3 separate regions of the Mus musculus genome follow, and regions 2 and 3 are each linked to region 1. Evidence: chromatin loops called from intact Hi-C (ENCODE). Cell type or tissue: heart. All regions are shown on one strand.

The links. Peaks named below come from ENCODE experiments on the same cell type or tissue, not always from the same donor. Only the 100,000 strongest peaks of a DNase experiment are listed, where the experiment ranks them.
Region 2: a loop joins it to region 1, with 4 times the contacts of the local background. A loop is called at or near these places in 4 of 42 quality-filtered maps.
Region 3: it touches region 1 in a loop (3-fold over the local background); 7 of 42 quality-filtered maps call a loop at or near these places.

What each region holds. Positions count from the first base shown.
Region 1 is chr7:114,814,564-114,822,563 of GRCm38, reverse strand. All of the region lies in intron 7 of Insc (INSC spindle orientation adaptor protein), which reads right to left. Among named protein-coding and RNA genes, the nearest start is that of Gm24982, 14 kb to the left of the region's middle. In heart, a CTCF peak has its summit at 4,819 (motif pointing right); no DNase peak of the experiment used is centred here; H3K27ac peaks cover 486 bases; H3K27me3 peaks cover 447 bases.
Region 2 is chr7:114,688,862-114,696,861 of GRCm38, reverse strand. No RefSeq gene overlaps it. Among named protein-coding and RNA genes, the nearest start is that of Calcb, 26 kb to the left of the region's middle. In heart, a CTCF peak has its summit at 4,332 (motif pointing left); no DNase peak of the experiment used is centred here.
Region 3 is chr7:114,273,228-114,281,227 of GRCm38, reverse strand. It overlaps Psma1 (proteasome subunit alpha 1), which reads left to right and starts at 5,112. Exons shown (of 10, transcript NM_011965.2): 1 at 5,112-5,227; 2 at 6,768-6,812; 3 at 7,101-7,202; 4 at 7,313-7,416. The coding sequence starts at 5,225. In heart, a CTCF peak has its summit at 4,546 (motif pointing left); a DNase peak (open chromatin) is centred at 5,087; H3K4me3 peaks cover 2,418 bases; H3K27ac peaks cover 1,790 bases.

The DNA.
Region 1 (8,000 bases):
CTTCTGGCTGAGAACACACCAGCTTCAATCTTAAAAATCTTCCTGCGTAAGCCTCCCAAGAGCTGCAATGCCAGGCATGCACCACCACACCCAGCTCCTAAGACTGCTAACTATCTCCTTCATGATTCTGGCTACCTAGGTATCTAAGACCTACAGGAAAACTCAAAACAAATGAGAATTCCAAGAATAGTTAAGTTCCTCTAGAATATAATCAGTTAAAAAGAAATTTGAATCCTGGTTGGAGAAAAACAAGAAGACAAACAGAAGCCAAGGACAAGGTAGAGTAACATGTGGGTCAGAAGCAGAAAGCAAAATATGAAGCAGGATGGGACAAGGTTTAGGACAAAGCTGTGGCAATGCCTGAGGTCCAAGGCCCCCCTTATAAAATGGTGGACTTATGGCAGAGGTGGACTTATGGCAGAGATGTCAACTCAATACAAATCCACAGAAACTAAACAAGCCTCCAAAAGGTAAGAGCATCCTCCCTCCTCGAAGCCAACATATCCAGGCTCCACTCCACCTCTGCTGTTATTTCAAACACAAGTGGATAAACGCAAATACCAAGTCACAACAGAACATGGACGCGTGGATAGCAGGGGTCATGTGGCCCCTCTGAGGAAAAAACCAATAGGGCAGAGAGAGGAAGATGCACAGGCAAAGAAAGTTGAAAGGGATACCTGCAGTGGAGAGCAATCGTGGCTTGAATCACTTGGGAGTATGACTAGAAAATAAGCTCTGTGTTCGCAGAGAATTTTCCTTAAAGCACATTTCAAATAGATGGGCGGGAGTGGCTGTTCCTTCACCGGTGTTACTAGCCTTGTGCTATATGAAAATGCTACATTTTCAACAAACTTCCATGGAGGCCCAGCTGGGACCTGGGCTGTAGCCAAAGGGCTTAGGTCAGTGATTATAAGATGATAAGTGCCATTGTCTGGGGAAATATTAAAAATTATAATGCTAGTTGGGCATGGTGACTCAGGCCTTTAATCCCAGCACTTGGGAGGCAGAGGGAGGTGGATCTCTAAGTTTGAGATCTACAAAGTGAGTTCTAGAACAGCCAGGGCTACACAAGGAAACCTTATCTCAGTAAATGTATATACATATACATATATATATATATATGTATATATTCAATTTAACCAACTGAATTATTATTTTAATGGCCTATCTTTTTTGAAAAGTTCTTCATGTAAGTCTAATGGACACCTTGGGTTGAATACCAGAGTTCTGGGATGATTGTAGTACAAGAGAGTTGACACAGCCTTCAGATTTTGGAGAGTGCCTGCTTTCTAACTTGACTTCCTCAAGATGCATCATACACAGCAACAAACTAGTCAATGATGCATTAGCCTTCCTTTGAATTTGGCAACAAGACAATGGGATCCATCACCTGCATCTCCATCTAACACTGTGCTCGCCAATGCAGTCACACGAGAAAAGAAATACTGGTTGCAAGGAAGCAAGCCTGCTGTTCTTTATGCTGTTCTTTATGTTCTTTACAGGAGGTTTAGATGTGCAGAAAAATGTGAAACACTCAGCACTCTACTAAAATGTATAAGCAGATTTAGCACAACCACAAAATATCAAGGATATTTTCTGTGTATTAGCAGGATGATTTCCAAAGTGGTCATTTAAAGTACCACTTACATTACCATAAACCATAGCTATGAAAAAAGATTTAAAAGATGTATGAGGGGTCAATCCTTAAAGTCTACACTAAGGAGTAAGGTGCGTTATGTTCATTGATCAGATTGTTTTAATTGTTTGAGATGTCAAACATATAGAAATATAACGAACTCTTAATTAAAGTATTGGCAGGTATTTTGTAGACTCCAACAAGCTGGTTATAAAATGAATATAGAAATCTAAAGATTTGCCAATATCGTCTTAAAGAACAGAGAGTACTTGTACAATTCAATATTGAGGGTTTTTTTTTTTTTTGGACTGGGGTACTCAGTGTTATATTGGTAAAAGGATGGTCCAAAAAGACTAACAGGACAGACTATATCCATCACTTTGTTTACACAAAAGAATCACTTCATGTGAAGAAAGTCTCAATAAGGAATTTTCTAGACCAGATTGGCCTGTGGGACATGTCTGTGGGAATTTGCCTTGATTGGTAGATGATTTAGGATTAACTGTTAACTGCCCATTTTAGGTGGCACCAATCCCTAGGCAGGGTCTTCTGAGCAATATAACAAAGGAGGAAACCAGCTGAGGGCAGGCAAGCAAGGATCCATGCATTCAATACTCTCTTTCCTTGACTGATTATATGATGTCACCAACTGCTTAGAGCTCCTGCCCTGGGACAGCCCAACCCCCAGTGACAGACTGTAATCTAAAATCACCAACTCAAACACTTTCTCCCCTAAGCTGCTTTCTGTCAAGATATTTTATCACAAGAACAGAAACAAAACAAGGACAGTGTCAAACAAAATACAGGAGAATGTCCTGAGCATTCTGGAGAAAGCAAGGATTTCTTAAATAGACAGAAGCAGCACTCACTATAAAAAGGAAGATCAATAAATAGGACCTTAACAAAATCAAGACTTTCTATTTATCAAATGACAACATTAAGAGAAAGATAAAGCAAACCACAGGCTGACAACATTTATTCTCGCCATCTCTATCTGAAAAGGGATTTGTGTCTAGAATACATTTTAAAATTTATAAATCAATAAGTCAAGACAAACGATCCGATGTTTTTAAATGAGAAAACATCTCAGACTGTCGTTTCAAAAAAAAAAAAAAAAACACAAGACAACCAAATGGACAGCAAGGATATGAAACAGTTCTCTGAATCGTTACTCATCAGAGAAACAAACTTCAAAATCATCATAAAAGATGAATTTGTGCCTGAGTAAGTCAGAGGCAGGAGACTGTCTCGTAAATCTACAAACATGTTCATCTGTGCTTCTGAACTGATCTAAGAAGAGGCCCCAGCCCAGCTCTGAAAATTGAACACGCTCATCATCTCCACAGGTCTTTCTGTCCGTCTGTCTCCCTTTCCCCGTAAGCCTCATCTTTTTTCTCACAGCCCTTCCCTCTCTGTGGGCAATCAACAGGCCCGCCATCACTTGCTCTACACGGTCAGTACCAGAATGTCCAAGGAAGGGCACGCTTCTGGTTCAGTTCCATCCCAATCTGCACTGATGCTCACAGATGTTCACAGTCTCCCATTTCCTTTTGCTGCCAGAAGCCCTGTGTCCCCTGCTCCCAGTGACGCTTCTCCACTCAAAAGCCAAAGGGTAGCCCAGCATCACATTGCTGTGTGTGCCAGAAGCATCACCTCCGCCCCCAGTCAATTCCCCTTTGTAATGTCCCCTAAGGTACAGCCTCTCTTCACCACAGAACTAGCATCATCTTCACAGAGAATTTTCCGTGTTTCCTGAGTCCTTTGGAAGAAATGCACACTAAGTAACATTTTATCCACAGACCAGAGTCTTCTCAGCCCTGGTTGCCCCCACACAGAGAAGGAAGGGAGCGTTCCAAAGCAGGGCACCGGGTCAAAAGGCTGCAAGTTCTGCTCCAATGGCTTCTCGGGAAGCATCCGCGCACACCCAGGGGACAGACACACCCAGGGGACAGGTACCAGAGTTCCCAGCCGAGAGAGCTCAGCACCATCTCGTTTTCCTACTTCACATTGTGTCTTACAAAATCCATTCATACTCCACATGCTACCAGAAAACTTACTAAATGCTATTGGGAAACATCCTCTGGTTCCTTAGAGAGCCACTAGCCACGAGAGAACAGGCATCCGTGCTAATGCCAGCGTGGCAGCCTCTACCCAGGAAGCATCCCCAGCCTTGACTGCTTGCTCTTTATCTCATCTGTCTCACACTGGCTATGCATCCTGGACCACCAGTTCCTCTGTCTGCTTGGAGATGCAATGATTCGAGTCTGAAGAGGGAGAGAGAAAGGAGAATCTGGCACAATGCATGAGGCCCTAGAGTGTAATGGGACTTAGCTCATATCCCACAGAAATATATTCAAATATGTTAGCCATTCTTTCCTTGCTGAAGGACCCGCCCCACTCCTCCATCTGCTGCCTTCACTTCACACAGGACCCTGAAACTGCTGGCAGAGGCTATACCTCACGTCAGCCCCATGGCTGGTGGTAGGAGTGTGTGTGTGTTTGTGTGTGTGTGTGTGTGTGTGTGTGTGTGTGTGTGTGTGTGTCTGAGTCTGTGTCTGTGTGTCTGTGTGTGTGTGTCTGTGTGTGTGTCTGTATGTGTGTCTGTGTCTGTGCAAAGAAATGCAAGCCATTTCCTTGGCAAGCCAAAGGGTGACAGCATCTCCAGCCCCCCACCCCCCACGCCAAAGGGTGATGAGTGGCAGGGAGCATGCTCAGTCATGACCTGGGAGACAGGAGTGTTCTGCCCAACAAACATTGCGCAGAGTCAGAGGCCAAGCCTGATGCCTGGGCTGAATCCCCTCTACCCACAGGATGGAAGGAAAGATGACTAGCTGTCCTTTGACCTCCACATGAGCACCGTGGCACGTGTGCATGGTCACTCTATAACACATGATTAATTAATTAACTGTAAAAGATACATAGCTGATCCTTTGGGGAAGCCTCAGGATTAGGGGCTAGGGGTACAGTAGATTGCAAGATCTGTCTGCATCTTTCACCTAGAGGATCATATTCCTGTAAGAAACGTTGGTTGTCTTGAATTTTAACCATTCCCCCTCCCTCCTTGTATGTCTCAGGATATATTTTCTGGTCCTAACTGCTGATGGTGGGGCCCGTAGCCCAGTAGCCACAGCACTTCCAGGAAAATGCTGCCTCGCGGCCTGGCAGGGCTGCCAGTAGAGCTCTTGTCCACCAGGGGCCGCTGTTGCACAGCACATGGTGTCCCACAGAGCCCCAGTGTGAATCACTTAGGTATCCAGACTGCCTTGCAGCTCCAAAGCTTCAAATTCAGGTTGGAACCGATTGGCAGGAAAGCTGCAGCTCCCAGCTGGCACTCTGGTCAGTACTGGCCCACCATGTCAGTGATATCCTAGTAAAAGCAGAGGGAAAGTACACGGGATGGGAATGGGGGTGGGGTGGGGGTTTGATTCCACCCTTTCAAGCCTTAATCCTCTCTGCTCCTACCCAGGAGACAGACTGAAGTTAGACTGTAAGGGAAAGGAATGAGTCACACTCTTCAGAGAAGACTGGGTCAAGGTTTTCCCCTTCTCTGCCATGCTCCAGTCAGAGCTGACTGTGGCTCTGAGACGCTGGGTTCAGTCCCAGCCTGTTCCCAGGGCAGCTGAATTCATTGTCAGTTACAGGGTGGAAGCAAGACTTGAGTCCCAGAGAGGAGAGGGCAGGATCTGGGGGGTCTGTTTTCAGAGTAGCCCGTCTCTTAATCAAGAGCTTCTCCTGAGAAAAGAAGGGTCTGTGGGTCAAATCATCCAGAGGCCCCTCTCCCCACACAGCCTCACGTAACTATCAGGACTGGATCTAGCAAAGTAAGTCGCTGGCTGCCTTGTGCTGGCTGCCTTGTGCTAGGGCCGCACACTGTGGCCACTACTGCTGCTTTTGAATCGTGGAGGGGAGAAGGGATCTAAGTGGACGAGAGAGGACAGAGAGGACAAGCACGGGGCTCCCACTTTGGCCCTGTGCTTCCTGTTGTCTACCTTTGTCAGTCTTACTTGAACTTTTGTAAATCGGAATGGAGGTAGCCACCACTCCCTGCCTCACTTGAATAACAACTGTGAGATTCAAAAGGGCAACAGGATGGGAGAAACTGCTTAATTTCTTTTAAATGTACTATTTCTGACTCATGACCACCGAGCAGAGCACAGTGGGGAGAGACTTCTAGTAAGCAGGCAATGGAGCCCTCCCCACCGCTACCACCACCGAGCCCACTTCCTCCTGCCCAGGGTCTTTGCCTAGACCTCCCTGTCTCTATTTTCCATGCACCCCAGAGCGTGAAAGGTGAGCTGGCGTGTGATGTAAGCCGCAGTTTCCCTTCCCACGTCCACCCACACCTCAGAGACTTTTTCCTTGGACTTGAAATTAAGCTCTTCTGCTCTCCCCTGATCATCCTTAATTTCTTTATCGATTTTCATTAAACTCTCCCTTTGGCTCCAGGACAAAGTAAACTAACTCCTTATTTCCCCACAAAAGGGGGGGGGGTGATTGGGTAGAAACAAAAGAATGTTCTTCGGGAAGTGAGACTTTCTCTTGTCTAAGGCTAAAGGGAAATTTCTAGAACTGTCTTGAGAGCTGGCTAAAGTTGGCTGAGCACTGGGCTTGGAAAGTTCCTAACCTCTTACAGTCGTAGACCTGTGCCTTTCTGTTCTGCAGGTACCCAGCTCCTCATCTGAACCATATGTTCAGTTAGCACTAGTCCTGATCCTTGGTCCCATTCTTTGAGCCAGCAGTACCTGGCCCTTACTTTAGTCACACCTGGAACTCTTCTGTGGCTGTTGCAAAATCCTTGGCCCCCAGTCTCTTTGGGGGACAATGCAGAGTCTCTCTTGACCACCATGTAAGACAAACAAGATAGACATAGGCAGCATATGTCCCATGCACAGATTCCAACTGGAGACTCAGCGTATTGCTACCCTCCACCAGGAGAGGTAACCATTTCATTGCACAGAAGATGCCAAAAGTCAGAGGGAAGTAACTATCTCCTTGGGACTCTTTCTTCCTCCACAAACCATGCAGTTCTTAACAATGCCAGTCTGTGGTGTCAGGAGAGCAGCTCTGATCTGTCAACCTTGGGAGTTGGGAGTGTCTGCTCTCACTCCATTCTGGGATCTGGGTCTCCCAAATGTGGTCCTGAGAACACTACCATCTCTCTGGGCTCCCCTAATTCACTGAGCATGGAGCTCCTTAGAGACACAAAGTACCACAGATCAATGACCAGCCACAGTGTCCTTTGCATCTCCTATGAATGCTTTCCCCTGCACCTCTGTATACCCACTAGAACTAAATCTCCACTGGCTTTTTGGTTCTCTTTCACCAGGAATCCAGGAATTCTAGAAGTAGGGAGCCTCCTTCAAGTCACAAGCCAGCCTCCACTCTAGCTGTACTTTTGGGCTCTCCACACTTGGCCTTTGGAGCAAGCTGCTTGCCTTCTACCCTGAGCCTAACACAGGAGCAGTTAGTAAGACATGACTATCTGCCAAGGACCAGGAAAAGCATGGCTGACTTCTAGAAGTGTACTGATCCTGGTACCAAAACAGAGGGAGCCTATGGCTGAAGTAAACTAGATTTCTACAGGGAAGACTCCACAGGCCTTTCTAGAGAGACCTTCCCTAAACCAACACCTTGAGCCTAGCTCCAAGGGAACAATCCCTTTGTAGTCCCTATTTCAGAAGGGCTACATCACTTCCTCCTATAAACAGTAACCTCCCAGAGTCCAGTCTCTTCCAAAGCCCTTACCAATAATACTGCCCTGCCCACAATCATGAAAACTGTAATTCAGTCCCACTGTGCACTAAGTGCCATGCATACAATAGTCCCATGAGATTTCAGTGTTTTTAAATCAGGAAAATGTCCAAGAGGCTCAGGAAGTTATCCCAAGTAACTTGCAAGTTCTTCAAACTTAATAAGCATAGAGAATCAAGTTTAGATTCAACAGCCTGCCTCTCAACCTCTTCAGGGCTCAGCTGCACTGGAGAGATGGCTTCCCAACAGACACATGATGAAAGGATGAGTCTGAAGAGTGAGTGTTGGATAGTATGAAGGGCCAAGTGAATGGGATTAGAAGTGGGAGACTGACAGCCAGAAGGAAGAGGCAGAGTGTGTGACTTGGAGTGGCTGCCTGAAGGAGACTAGGACTTTATCAACCCTTAGCAATCTGACCTGGAAAAGAGGAATGCCCACCATTTCTTTTCCTTTGGGGGCAGGGGCCAGGGAACCTGGTTTAAGTCACAGGAACTTTTTCAGTGTTCTCATGAAGCAAGCAAGGGCAGGGATGCTGAGTGGCTTTGGAGCCAAGGCTTGAATCCTGCCTCTAATACTTGCTAATGAGGTGATTTTTGACAAATCACAAAGGCTG
Region 2 (8,000 bases), 130 kb after region 1:
CTGCATCAATGTCATTGCTGGTTATGGGTCTGTTTAACCTGTTTATATCTTCTGGCTTTAATTTTGTTAGTTATACATGGTTTGAAGTTTATCCATTTCTTCTACATTTTCAAGGTGCTGAAATAAGTTTCCAAAGCATTTTCTTATGATCTATAACTCATGGGAATTATAATAACAGTTCCATTTTTAGCTCTAATTTTACTAATTTGGTTCTTCTGAGTTATTCTTTTGGTTAGTTTGGTTAATTCTTGTTAGTTTTTTTTTTATTTTGTTTTTGTTTTTGTTTTTCAAGTACCAACTCCTTGCTTGATTAATCCTTTGTCTTTCTTTTTCCTCTGTGCATAGTATTCCACTAAGACTTTTCTGTAGTTACTTGTCATGAATTACTTTAACTTGTGCTTTTCTTAAACTATTCTTAGTCTTTATCAATTTTAACAAACAACTTGGTTGACAGTTACTTACTTCTAGTTTGAAAGATGCTTCCCTGCTGCTGGTGACAGATGTGAAGCTGTGCTGTTTCTGCCTCTGTGGCATTTTTCCCTTGCAGGTTTCAGCAATGTTTCTGCACTGGTGTTTGTCTTAGCTGGGACCTACTGTGGACCCGTCCTCTGCTCATGTCTGTTGGGGACTAAATGCTTCCTGTGTTTAAATGTCTGTTTCTCTAGGTCTGGGAAATTCACAACTATTACTTTACTGAGTTTGTTGTATAAATCTAATCTGACTTTATCTCACCTCTCTCTTTTACTCCATGGATTTTTGCATTTATTGTCTTGACTGTTCCCCAGACCCCTTGGCAGTTTTGATCATTTTTATTAACTTTTCTTCTTTGTGTGTCTATCTGTTTAATTAACTTGACTTTCTCCTTCTTGTGATTGATTTTCTCTGTCAATGGGTCCTACTATGTTTTTTATTTTGTTGCTTGATTTTTTTCTAAAATGTCTTCCCCTAACCCCTGTGTATAAATTTCATACCTGAATTTTTCTAGCCCTTAAAAATATAAAAAGAGAGAAGCATTCTCTACCAGGCTACATAGCCACTACACAAGGCTAGGACTCACAGAGGTAACATTTAGCTTCCTTTACATCCTCCATTCTCATCTCTCCTGACATACCATTAGTCCTGCTTCAGCCTGCCTGCTCCCCTCCTCCAAGCCCATTTCTATCACTTTGGGATTTGGCCTCTTGGTGTGGACTCACCCTGGATCTTGCCCACTATCTCTTTCACTTTGCTTCCAGCCCATCTCCATTCCTTTCTGACTCCCCGCTGATACCCACAACACATGCTGACAAAGGGAAAACCAGTTTTTTCCAATGGAGAGTCACTGTGTATATCTGCCTTACTCCAGGATGGACCCCATGACCATGAGTAATTGACCAATACTAAATAAACTCCAGGATTTTGTGTTTAGGGTTTTTTTGTTTGGTTGGTTTGGTTTGGCTTGATTTGGTTTTGGGTTGTTTTTTTGGGGGGGAGGAGGGGGGATGTGTGTGTGCTTTTTTAAAAAAAAAATTTTATTTAACCTTATTTATATGAGTACACTGTCGCTGTCTTCAGACACATGAGAAGTGGGCATCGGATCCCATTACAGATTGTTGTGAGCCACCATGTGGTTGCTGGTAATTGAACTCGGGACCTCTGGAAGATTATTTTGTTTTTCTTATTGGGGGTTTCATTTGTTTGTTTTGATTATTGATGTGAAGAGACACCATGACCATGACAACTCTGATAAAGGAAAACATTTAATTGAGGTGGCTTATAGTTTCAGAGATTTAGTCTATTATCTTCATGGCAGGACACATGGCAGAGTGCAGGCAGGCATGTTGCAGGAGAAGGAGCTGAGAGTTCTGCATCTTGATTCCAAGGCAGCCAGAAGGAGACTGACTGCTACACTGAATGTAACCTGAGCAAAGGAGATCTCAAAACCTGTTCCCACAGTGACACACTTCCTCCAATAAGGCCACACCTACTCTAACAAGGCTACATCTAGTGCCACTCTCTATGGGCCAAGAAAGCATTCAAACACATGAGTCTATGGGGGCCATGCCTGTTCAAATCACAACAGGGGTGTCTTAGTCAGGGTTTCTATTCCTGGACAAAACATCATGACCAAGAAGCAAGCTGGGGAGGAAAGGGTTTATTTGGCTTACACTTCTACACTGCTGTTCATCACCAAGGGAAGACAGGACTGGAACTCAAGCAGGTCAGAAAGCAGGAGCTGATATAGAGGCCATGGAGGGATGTTCTTTACTGGCTTGCTTCCCCTGGCTTGCTCAGCCTGCTCTCTTATAGAACCCAAGACTACCAACCCAGAGATGGCACCACCCACAAGGGGCCCTTTCCCCTTGATCACTAATTGAGAAAATGCCTTACAGCTGGATCTCGTGGAGGCATTTCCCCAACTGAAGCTGCTTTCTCTGTGATAACTCCAGCCTGTGTCAAGTTGACACAAAACTAGCCAGTACAAGGGGAGAGGGAGAGGGAGAGGGAGAGGGAGAGGGAGAGGGAGAGGGAGAGGGAGAGGGAGAGGGAGAGGGAGAGGGAGAGGGAGAGGGAGAGGGAGAGGGAGAGGGAGAGGTGGGGAATGAATGAATTTGGTTTGGTAGGGAGGTAAAAAGGATATGGAATTAGTTGGGAAGGAGAAATAATATGATAAAAACCTGTTGTAAAAAAATATATATAGAAAAGGTAGCAGACAGATTTGACCCATGAACTAATTCTCTCTCTCTCTCTCTCTCTCTCTCTCTCTCTCTCTCTCTCTCTCTCTCTCACACACACACACACACACACACACACACAATCTCCATCCATCTATCTACCTATCTATCCATATATCATCAATACATGTATCTATCTATGCATCTATCTATTAATATACCTATCACCTATTTTTATAGTTAAAAGAACATATTTTTGCTCTCAATTTATTAGTTCATTGAGAATTCCATACCTGTTTTGATAATATTCACCTCCCCTCCCTCAGCTCTTCCCATATCCATGCCCCCTTCCCTTCCTACCTAATTTTGTGCCTTTTTTTCCACATCAGGACCAGTTTGTGCTTACCCAAGTATTCTTGGACATAAGCACTCCCACTGGAATGTCATTAACTTATCAGAATTTTTCCTATCCCATCAGTTAAAAATTGCCAATAGCTCCTCAGATCAGGATGGAACTTCATGCCCAACTCTCTTCTCTGCTGAAATTTGCTTTCATTTATGTCTGACAGGTCTTGTACATGCTATCACAACTGCTTGTGTGTTCACATGCTCAGCTGCCCTGCTCTATCCAGAACACACTGCTTCCTCTGGCCCTCATATCCTCTCTGTTTCCTCCTCTGCAGTGATTCCTGAGCATTCCTACCAAGCCAGATGTGGGAAGACACAGCATATACATTCCATTTAAGGTTGAGCATATTTTAGTCTCTTATTCTTTACAATTTGGCCAGCTACGAATCTCTGTGTTGATCACCATTTACTGCAAAGAGAAGCATCTCTGATGAGAGGTAAGATGTGCCTTAATCTATGGGTATAATGATAAGTCATTAGTATTTTAATATTTTGTCCATTTAGCAGAATAATAGTAGGTTCTCTCCCCTAAGACCTAGGACCTATCTAGCCATGGGTTCTCATCCCAATAATTGTGTCAGGTATAGGTTTTTATCTTGCAGAACAGGCCTTATGTCTGATGAAAAGAGGTTTGGTTACTCCTTGCTGTCTGTGACACTATTGCACCCGTAGGCATGTCATTATTGGAGCTCACAGGGTCTGACAATAAGACTGATGCTTCCTTTTCTCCTTTCGTAGGATGCATAGGAATTTCCAACACTATAAAAGCTAACCAGTAGAGATGTCATTTCTAGGTTACTACCAGCTTGACAGCTCCACATTCTATCATCAAGATCTCAAAACATTGCAGACTATTGCCACTGCTCCTGGTTACCCTCCAGAATTTGGTAGCAAAATGTTATTAATGAAAAATCTTTTAAATATGCAGTAAGTTTTCCTTATAAAACACAGTTCTATCACTTTCAGAAACATACTAAAGCCATTGCTATCATTTTTATTTTACATATATTATGATTTACATCTCCATATTTTAAATGTTTACAAATTATTAACTATCAAAACATCCTATTAATTTTAATTTTAATATTTCATCAAATAAGGTACTAGATTGTTTACATATATATTATTAATAATGCATTTATATGTGCTGTGGTTTGGAAAAGGAACCATACATATAGTGTTTGGGTTGCCACTTAGATATACAACTATTACCTCTGCTGAGTGTGGGTGTGAAATGGTAAATCAAGAACACCCCCTAGTGGCCTCAGTCATGGCAGATAGACACTCAACTAGGAACCTGGCAGAATCCTGTGTGACTAGAGCAAAACCAGAGTGCTGCTCCAACACACAAGACAGGCTGTCAAGTCAGAGAGGGACAGGAAGCAACAGGTCCTAGGAAATGCAAAAATAGGTCATTCCTGGGGCAATTCACAATTATCCTTTGAAAAGTGCATGGAGGTAACAGTATGCCTTAAAAGTACAACTCTGATAAATATCAACCTCTAGTGAACTCTGAGCAGGTCTATAAACAGATTAAAAAGCAATGCCTTAATAAAAGGAAGAAAAGGCCAGGGAAAGCGCAGCTATGGTAATATGTTTTGAGAGGTAGTACCAGCTGATATCTTGTATTTATGAACTTTGGAGTCAGACTGCCTGAGCTTGATACTAGATTGGCCAGTGGCTAGCTATATGGCAACCTTCCAGTCATCCCCATGCTTTTGGGAAGAGCCTGCATTGTAGGGTACTAGTAATGGTATAAGAATTATGGGGTTGGTAAGATGGCTCAGTGAATAAAGGTGCTGGTAGCCTAGCTTGATAACCTGAGTTTAACCCTTGGGTCCCACAAGGTGATGGGAAAGAATCAACTTACTTACTTACCTCTCTCTCTCACACACACACACACACATATTTAAATAAATAAGTAAAAACCTTTAAAAATTAACATATTGCTCTTTGAACAGCATTTGGCACAAAGTAGAGGTTTTATGCAGCCAGCCGGTACTATTATAACATTTCCCTCAGCAACATTCACCACTGCATACAGTTTCTATTTATAAACACTTCAATGACTTATTTATGTTTTTTTATTTTACGGTCTGACTTTTCTGCCCCAGGTCTCATAGCAGCAGAAACTTCAGTCTGTTTTGTGCACTAATTATGGTTTCATTGCCTAAAGAAGTCTCTGGCACACAGAAGGTGCTCAGTAAGTATTTGAATACCAAATATCCAAAATAAATGTACAAATTAATGTGTAAATAGAGTAACAGCTCAATCAATAGCCAAAGAAATGGAAATTAATAACAGAATTTCATTTTACAGTTGCCATGGTTATATATTAACACTAGAACTAGATCAAAGTGTCAGTCATCAGTGGGAGCTCGAGCGCAGAGAACTTGCCAGCTGTGCATATGGAAGGCCCTGTATTTGATTTCCAATACCATAAAAATGTCAATCAGTCTTGTCAAATAATTGACTAAAATCACTTAAAACAGAGCCTAAAATGAGGCTTCTACTAAACTGAAGATGAATTGGCATGACCCATTGCAGATAAAGGAACCAAACCGCAGAAAGGTGGGCGGTCTCTCCCAGCCAGAGCTACTCATGCTCTCTCTAGACTTATGCCCCATTAGCCTGAAGCCTAAAAAGGGAAGAGAGACAAGTATACTTCCTATCATAGGGACCCAGATTCTACTTAAGAAGTCTAACTGCTGCCATGTTCTCCTAAATTCTCTCCTTCTGCTATAGCAAGGAACAAGTAAAAAGTGGAGAGGAAAAGGTTGAAACTCTGACCTCAGAACTAAGATAAAAATTATTTTGCTGTGCCTGGAATTCAGCTATGTTTCCCAGTTCCACCACACAAACTCAGTTATTTTCAGGTCACATTTTTATGATTCTATAATCTTAGTTAAGTAATATTCTCAGACATTATAGATTTCCGACTAACTAGATCCAAGCAATAATTGCAGTAAAAATGTTGTTCTGTAAAATGAATATTAAAAATAATAACATCATGAAATATTAATTAAGCATTTACTATATGCTAGTCATCATTCTAAAGTTTTTATAAATTGAATTATTTAAATCTTATTGAGACTCAGAGAGGTCAAGGCACGTATCCAAAGAGTATAGTTAGTAAACAATGAGCATGAACACCAGCCAGTGCTGCTTTGTGCCAAAGCACTAACTCCTTTAAATTGCCACCAGTCTAAATATGAGGTAAACTACCTACACAGCTCTCCTTTACCTAGGTTGTTTTTCTATGTGAATAGCTGCATGTTGCATCCACACTCTTACCAAATTTTACTACCTAACACAATATAGTCCCAGACACTGCTGTGAATTAGGAAAGTCTACAAATTAAGAAGTGTGACAAACTAGAATATATTTCACAAAGGTAAGTACTGGCATCAAAAGCCATTAAACAGTGTACAGGATAAGAAGATAATGAAGTAGGGTAAGTTTTCTCTGTGCTTCTTGCTCATGACAGGCCAAGCAATTATGATTTGAAATTTTAAGTTCAAATCATGAATCTTAAAGTTCATTTCAAAGAATAACTTTATTCACATTGTTTAGAACTTAAGCACCGTACTTCTGGAAGCATTTCATCAAAGACTATGAAGGATGTTAGAGAAGACCAAGTTTTATATTAGGTAAGAGATGTGTTTCCTTCAGAGCTCTGAAACCTACCTATCACTTCATTACCCTGCTCAGTGCTGAATGAGAAAGATTAAAAATAAATTCCTCAAAATATTTTTTTAATAATATTTATTTAACTCATTTACATTTCCAATGCTATACCAAAAGTCCCCCATATCCACCCACCCCCACTCCCCTGCCCACCCACTCCCCCTTTTTGGCCCTGGTCCTCAAAATATTTTTGTATTTATTTTAGAAGACTATATTTTTATTTTGAAATGGCATCCTATTCAACTTGTACACATTAAACATGGTTATAATTATTCTAGCTATTGTTTGCTTATTTGTTTAACTTTTGTCGGAAAATAAAAAGCAAGTACATTTTACATTACTTGCTAAAAACATTTACACATTACTTTTGTTGCCATCTATATAGTCCAAAGTCTAATAACCAGTAGACTAGATAATAATTTAAAGATGATTCTGTGTAGTCTTTAAACATATGTAATCATATATGAATTAAGACTGCTAATAGTAGCATCCTAAATTCCCTGAGGATGATATATATCACAGGTTATATATCTACCATCTCATTTAATTCTTACAACTGGGTTAATGCTTGCATTCCCTACAGGGACTTAGTACTTAAGTAATAAGCCCAAGGACCACATGACTGGCATATATAATGGAGTAAGAATTGAAATTGAGGCCATTGGTCTCTGGGAGTGATTTTAATTTTAAAAATCATAAAATATGAAAACTAAAAATACTAAATATGTTCCTCCATCTTTAGAAATATAAAACAAAACTGCAAGTATATGATTACTAGAAATGCAGCATTCAATAAGCAGTAGATAGTGGGAGTGAATCCAGGTGCTATCAAGAGAGTATGACCTTTACATGAGTAAAAAATGAAGGACTCTAACATTGGGTAATAACCGAGTAGAGGGAGGGAAGAATCGGCCTCAGTGTGTTCTAAGCAGAGGAGGAAAGAAAGCTTCGGTAAATTCCATATACACAGTCAAGAACTCTGAAATAATACTCTTTAAAGTGGGATCTGTAGTCCAGGTAGCAAGCAGATGCTGAACTTTTGTTTACTAGGAGAAAGAAGCCCCTACACTTCAGTGTCTCCAAGCCTCAAGGGCTTCTCCTTATTGTTAGATAAATAAACAACCATTCTGAGAATCAGTGAGGTCAGAAACAGATTGTGACCTGAATGCAGATCTGGGTAGATCTCTGTGTTAGGAAATTCATGCTGCATTACACAAGGAAGCAGGGGAGCTAGCATTCTAGAAATGGATT
Region 3 (8,000 bases), 540 kb after region 1:
TTAAGAATGTGAGTGGTAAGATGGGAGTCTGCCTCGAGTTTGGCTGAGGATCCAAGGAAGTCAAATGCCAACTATTCCACCATAAAATGGAAAACCACCAAAAGCAGAAATTCTCAGTAACGGGGGAATGGGTGGAGACGAAGTCTTTTGCAATTCCTGACTATCTTCTACTCACTCCTAAGCTAGGGAGGAAATTTAGTTTAGAAGGGTTTTAGAGCAATTTTTTTGGATTGTTGTGAGTCAACAGCTTTTTCCTCAGCTATTCCTAGGGAAAGAAACTTCAAGGATTTAGTGTAATTTTGCTATATAACCATTGGGTCAGAGGCCACAGTGGACTGGTGCCAGGCTTACACTGAGGGATTTATATACCCAGTGCTCACATACTTTTCTCATGTACAGTCACTACTCTAGGAATACAAAAACAAAAACACAGCAAAACAAAAAACAAACAAACAAACAAAAAATGGTGAACAGAATGGACAAAACTCTGGGCCTTCACAGAGCCAAAGAGCTAGGGGGGATTTTGCTGATACACTGAAAAATGAGTCTGGGGTTTGGTCAAAGTCCATGGTTACTGAGATCTGAGGCAAAGTATTCCTCTGAGAGTGTTTCTTTGGATCATAATGTGCTATTGAAAAGGACCACATCAGGCAGGCGTGGTGGCGCACACCTTTAATCCCAGCACTCGGGAGGCAGAGGCAGGCGGATTTCTGAGTTCGAGGCCAGCCTGGTCTACAGAGGGAGTTCCAGGACAGCCAGGGCTACACAGAGAAACCCTGTTTCAAAAAAAACAGGACCACATCAAAGGACAAAAATATTCCATACAAAGAAGATGGCCACGGACCTGAAGTCCCTAGCGATGAGCTGATAGCCTGAAGGTACGTTTACCCATGTGTGCAAGGTTACCAGTGTGTTCTCACTGAAGCAAAGGGGGTCTCTGTAAAACCCGAGCGGTAACCAGGGTTAAGTTAACATCACTAGCTCAGGAATCAACCTTTAGTCACAGAACTGAAGCAGCTGACATTAAACCGTCTCCCTTCCTGTTTCACCTTTGAAGACAGCCTAGTTGGCCTGGACAGAGTGCACAGGGGAATACGCAGGTAGGGACATAATCACCCATTTGTTCAAGCTAGGGAAGCCAAGAAGCATCTCCTTTAATATTTTATCACCATGATGAATGTGTTAATTACTGGTCTCACATTAGTAATGGACTAGTTAGCCTCAGTCAATTTGTTGGCTTTTTTTTTTTTTAACTTGATAGACCAAAAATGTCATGAGATTTCTAAGATAGTTCATTCGAAAGCAGGGAAGAAGTCCACACTGGGTTTGTTTCCACCATGCAGAGGGAACAAACTCACTTGTATGTGGCACCAGCTCTGTCTCATTTCTTCAGCATATACAGATCACCACAGACATTTGCAAGTCCTCACGAAAAAAAAAAATTCAACTTTGCTTTTATTTAGAAGTTACTCTTATATGGTTGCCATTGGGCTGGAAAGACAGCTCAGCAGTTAAGAACATTGGCTGCTCTTCCAGAGAACTCAGGCTGTACTCCCAACACCCACATGGCAGCTTATAAACCTCTGTTAACTCCAGTAGAAAGGAAGCTGAAGCCCTCTCTGGCCTTCATCAACACTATATGCATATGGTACACATATGCATACATACATGCAAACGACCCACACATGAAAAATAAATAAAAATAAAATTATTTAAATAAAACTAAAAATCCTGACCTAGCTTACTAACATGGTTTGCTGAGCTGGCATTCCCACAAGATGTCTTTGTTGATCAATTTTTCAGCATCATTAGCCAAATCTTCAAAAACAGGTATAGAAGAACTAAAAATGTAACATGTGCTTTAGGACCTTAAGGAGAAACACAGAGACAGAGAGAGACAGAAAGAGAGTGCCAGAACGGCCTGCCTCTTCTCTTGGCCTGTAAGTGGAGCTTTGTGAATAAAGAAAGAATATCATATTATTTTCTGAGAAGATAGAAATCAAAAGGGCATTTTTAGGAATGATAGGTCCATTTTTAGTAGACTTTTCTTTTTTAAAAAGATTTATTATTTTTTATTTATATGAGTACACTGCAGCTGTCTTCAGACACACCAGAAAAGGGCATCAGATCCCATTACACATGGTTGTGAGCCACCATGTGGTTGTTGGGAATTGAACTCGGGACCTCTGAAAGAGCAGTCAGTGCTCTTAACTGCTGAACCATCTCTCCAGCCCTTCATTAGACTTTTCATTAATTTAATCAAGATTTAGTGAATACCATACGGTATCCCAAGCTCCCCAAGCTTTCTGCCAGATATGATGAATGCTTCAGTAAAAAATTTTAAAGTGAGCCAGTTGTGGTGGTACATACTTTTAGTCCTAGCACTCTGGAGACAGCTGGATTTCTAAGTTGGATGCTAGCCCAATCTATGCAGTAAGTACCAGACCAGACAAAGCTAAATAGTAGGATATTGTCTCAAAAGAAGATTTTAAGTTAAAACTTCCGATCTTCCCCTGCATAGTAGTGCACCCCTTTGTGCATACCATTAATCCCAGCACTCAGGAGGCAGAGGCAGGTAGATCTCTAAGTTTGAAGCCAGCCTGGTCTACAGAGCAAATTCCAGGACTGACAGGATTACACAGAGAAAAAATAAAACCAAAAATCCAAAAAAACTCACAAAACCAAAATTCCTATCCTTGACTGTTTATATGGTTTCCTGTTGTACATTTACAATAAACACAGACATACACACCAGCTTTTATGTGAGCCAGAATGAGGATTTTCTTTTCTTTGTTTCTAGAAAGATCTTTCCTTCGTAGGACCACAGTGGCATCATTATCATAACTACAAGCTAATGAGAAAACAACAAAAGCAAAATCAAGGGCAAATCATTAAGTAACTTCCTTAATCATTGGAGGAACAGTGAAGAAACACAAAAATATTATTACTAGTAATGAAAAGACAAAGCACACTCAAATTAGAGGATTTTTTTTTCTTTTTCTGCTCATCAGTTTGACAAGTTAGAAGGAATACACAATACCCATGGTGCTGCTGAAAGTATATACAAAGTGGCCTGTCAGTCACCACTGAATATAAGTTGATATTCCATCTTATAACTAACATATATTTATTGTAATTATAACTATCTTCCCTTTGACCTCACATGTTATAAATTCATCAAACACACAAAAGGTGTACACTAGAATAGTCATATTACTTTAATAACAGCAAAAACCTGCTAAGATCTCACCGATACTAGATTATTATATTTCCACATGATAGACTTCCATGCAACTACTAAAATTAATATAGGTCATTACCTACAGGCATGGTAAATTGGCTAAAACTTTTTAAGTGTATTAGTAAGAGACAGTTTAGTATAATCTTATCTTAAAACATGTATTTGTGTGAGGCACATGACTATAGAAAAGAATTGTGAAGATTTTTATAACATCTTCTAAAAGAAATCTCAAAAGTAGATGGGCTAATTTGGGTGCTTTAAACTATTTTATGTCTATGAGTATTTTCTCTGTATAGAAGTACAACATGTATCAAAAGATGGCCTAGTCGGCCATCACTGGAAAGAGAGGCCCATTGGACACGCAAACTTTATATGCCCCAGTACAGGGGAACGCCAGGGCCAAAAAGTGGGAGTGGGTGAGTAGGGGAGTGGGGGGGGGGGGGAGGGTATGGGGGCCTTTTGGGATAGCATTGGAAATGTAAATGAGGAAAATACCTAATAAAAAATATTTAAAAAAAAAAAAAGAAGTACAACATGTATGCACAAGCGTCACGGTAGCCGGAAGAGGTCCGATTCCCTAGAGTTGCAGAAGGTTGTAGACAGCACTCTGCAGTTCCACAACCATTTTTAAATGAGCATTTAATTTTCCCATTCATTCCAAATCCATTGTTCATTCAGCAATACAAATTATGTACCTAATATGTGCTAGGCACCGTGCTGGTGCTGCGAAAACAAAACAGCACTATCTATCAATTTAAAGTCAGAAATTTTTAAAAATAACAAGAGCCAGTGTTGGTGAATTTAAAGAACAAAGCAATCTAATTAACTGTTGAGAGCATATAAACGAGGGAGGGAGGGTGCAAACCCAGAGAGAGATGAGAAAAAGAAAAGCAAAAAGCATGATGGTTCAGAGGATTGCTATATTAGCTGCCAAGCTGTGAACCTGAGTTCAATCCCAGAATCCACGTGGCGCAAGGAGAGAACCACCAACTTCAAGTTGTCTTCAGACTCCCAAAAAAGGGTATGCAGGGACACAGACACACACACAAAACAAATGTAAAAACAAAAAATGTACATATATATACAGACATGAAAATATTTAGAATGTGATACTAATTACTGTGAACATAGACATTTAAATGATGTGTTACTCCGCCATCAAAGTTCAGATCCTTAAAGATCCTTACCTGACTCTGGGTACACGTTATTCAACAGAATTAGCAGTCTTGATTTCATTTGGGGATTAAACCAAAACATACTCTTTTAAAACTCGTAAGAAAACTCGCACCTTCCCCCTAGTGGCCTAATCTACCAGATACGGTATTTGGTTGTGGACAGCAGAAGATCAAGTGCCAGGACAGAAACCAGGTCCTACAATAGCAACTAATGATCATAAGTATCACGATCATGCGAGACCATGGAGCCTTTAAGGATGGGCTCTCCAAGTACTCAAGCATCTCAGGCCAGGAATATGAACACACACACACACACACACACACACACACACACTTGTTTTTTTTTTTTTTTTTTCTGCAGCCTCTTTCAGACACGCTGTTTCCCAAACCTCTCTGTGCACTGTGACAGATCTATGAGGGACCACCGCACCATCCCGAGCTAGGTGGCGACGTTCAACTGAGAGGACCGAGAGTTGGCGGGAATCTGCAATCCACTTGGGGATTAAAAAAAAAAAAAGCAAGGAAACTCTGGGCGTGACGTGAAGCCACGCCCCCCGCTTTCTCTGCGCATTGGCTTTCCCACCCCGGAGCTTCCTGCCAATCCCACGTTCTCAGCTTTCGCAGGCCCCGCCCACTTAAGGCTGGAGGGCGGGGCAGCGTTAGACGCCGATCCGTGGCTCTGGGATAGATTGCACTTCCTGCGTCGCCGCCGTCAAGACTCCGCAGGCTTCTTTGACGATCACCGAACCGTAGTTGGGGCCGTGTTCCTGTGTCCGCTGCTGGGTCAGGTTGTCGCTGCGCCGGAGCTATGGTGTGTTGAGCCCCGAGTCCTCGAAGGGTTTGGGGCTGAGGTACACTGACGTGGTCGGGGATCGGCCTCTGTTCCCTGGGGCGTGGGGCGGTGGGAGAGGGAGCTTACCTCACGGACAGTCTCCTACAGTGATTCAGCATCTGCGGCCTGGCCGGCGGGAAACGATCAGTAACCTGGGCGGCCTTTCGCTCAGCTTCTCCACCTTACGTGGGGTCCAGGCGCTCTCCCTCGCCCAGCCAGAGGCCCTCCCCTCTCAATTTACTTAGGTGGCCGATTTCAAGATGCCCTATGGTCCTTTGTCATCTGCATAGGAGGAAGGCTATAGGAATGGAGGGGTGCACCTGGCATCGCCTGCGCAGACCTGAGCCTGCAGTCAGGTCTTTAGACCAAATTCATCTTCCTTGTGGGTCTGTCTTAATCTGTCTCATTAGAATGCCGTCGGGAAAGACTCCATACAGTCACTTTGTTCTAAAAGGGGAAGTAATGGATTCAGGTTTACAGCACAGGGCCCTGAGCTGCTTCTGTGGAGTCTGCCATGCGAACTCTTGCCTTTTTTGCCATTATGAGTATTCTCCTAAGAGCCGATACACTTGCTTTAGTAATGACATTATGGCTGTAGTGGGTCTGCCACGGTAGCAATTTGTGCCCACCTCTTTACTGAGGATTTGTGTATATGTTAATTCATCCAGTGACAGGGTGCAGGTAGAGAGCTCAAAGTTAAACCAAACATAACTTTATTCATACTATAAAGATAAAAAAGGTATGTTGGAAGGTGTTATGGTACACGAGTTTAATCCCAGCACTTAGGAAGCAGAGAGGCAGAATTCTGTGAGTTTGAGGCAAGCCTAAGTCAAAGTTCCAGGACATCCATAGTGTAGAGACCGACACCAAAAAAAAAAAAAAAAAAAAAAAAAAGGAAGGAAGAAAAGAAGAAAAAAATATGTATAGTTGGTCATGATAGCAGACACCTGTAATCTGAGCACTTGGTAGGTTGAGACAGGACTTCAAGATCATTTTCCCAGGTATATAGGAAAAAGCCAGACTGGGCTTCATGAAACCTGTATCTCAAAGCTCTGCTGGAATATTGTGCTGAGAATTTTCAGAGAAAAGAAGAAACCTTCAAGCTCTGTTGGAATATTGTGCTGAGAATTTTCGGAGAAAAGAAGAAACCTTCAAAGATAGACATTTGAGTCAATGTACAGAAAAGGCCTTTGCCAGATTATTAGAGCCCTGTGTAGAGAACAGTATGAGCAAAGTGGAGGGAAAGTTGGTGTGTGCATTCTTTAGCACTTGACTACCCAAGGGGAGTGCTGTGGAGAATGGCAGGATATAGAGTTAGGGAGAACCTAGTCCATTCATCCCAACAGCTCCAGCATGGTTAAGGGACCTTGTTAAGGTAGAATTGCATTGCAAACTGAGTGCTGTAATAATGTCTCAAGAAAGCTGCACTAGGAGAGAGGCTGTAACAATTGAAACACATGTCTTAATGTTAAAATTTGAACTTTGTAATGTTCTCATTTAATCTTTCTTCCACTTTCAGTTTCGAAACCAGTATGACAATGATGTCACTGTTTGGAGCCCTCAGGTAAAAAATGTTTTATGCCATATCAATGAAGTGACTTTTCATGGCTGAAGTAGGTTCAGGGACCTATGAGATTGTAAACTGGGCTTGGTGGTACACATCTTAATCTTCATTGGTCTGCCGTTGGCTGAAGCCATAGGATCATGGAGTCAGTGGGCAATTTGAGCAGCTTAGTAGAACTCCTTAAAAGAAAAGGAAACAAAGCTTGTGAGATTATAGGCTGTGACCTTCAAGTTAGAATTAAAATTCGTTTATTGGTTTTAAAACGTGAAAAAAAATGTTTGTCTTTAGGGCAGGATTCATCAAATTGAATATGCAATGGAAGCTGTTAAGCAAGGTTCAGCAACAGTTGGTCTAAAATCAAAAACGCACGCAGTGCTGGTTGCACTGAAGGTGAGTGAAATATAACCCTGTCTTCTTCCTCAGGAACAGAACTATCAAATGTAGATTCCACTGATAAACAGTGAACCTCTGAACTAAAATACCATATTGTGTCTATTTAGAGAGCACAGTCAGAGCTTGCCGCTCACCAGAAGAAAATTCTCCATGTTGACAACCATATTGGTATCTCAATTGCGGGTCTAACTGCTGATGCCAGACTGTTATGGTATGTATGATGATGAAAAATGAAACATCCATTTTGATTCTTAATAGACTATTTTTCTAAAAAAAGAAATACCTAAATAAGATATAGGAAGTCATCTCCCAGAATATTGTAATTTTTAATTGTTTATTTTATTTGTGTGCATGTTTTGCCTGTCTGTATGTCTGTGCACTAGAGTGTGCCTGGTTTCCTCAGAAGCCAGAAGAAGACATTAGATTCCCCCAGTATTGGGGTAACAGAAGATTGTGAGGTTCTATGTGGATACTGGAATTGAAACTGGGTTCTCTGGAAGAACAGCTAAGCTATCTATCTCTCCAGTCCCCAGAATATTAAAATTTGTACTATTGTAAATACCTTAGTGGGTTTGAGTATGAAACTAAGTATTTCTATTTCTTAATTTTTATAGTGCTATTAAAATGATTTTGAAAGTCCCTTAAAGTGATACTTGCTGACATGTATATTGTCTCAAGCCCTTCATGCCTAAGAGCTGGGCACTCTTCTGTTGAAGGATGACCTAAACCATTCTAGTTTTCTTCATAATGTCAATATTTAGTATATATAAGCCGGGTAGTGGTGGCTCACGCCTT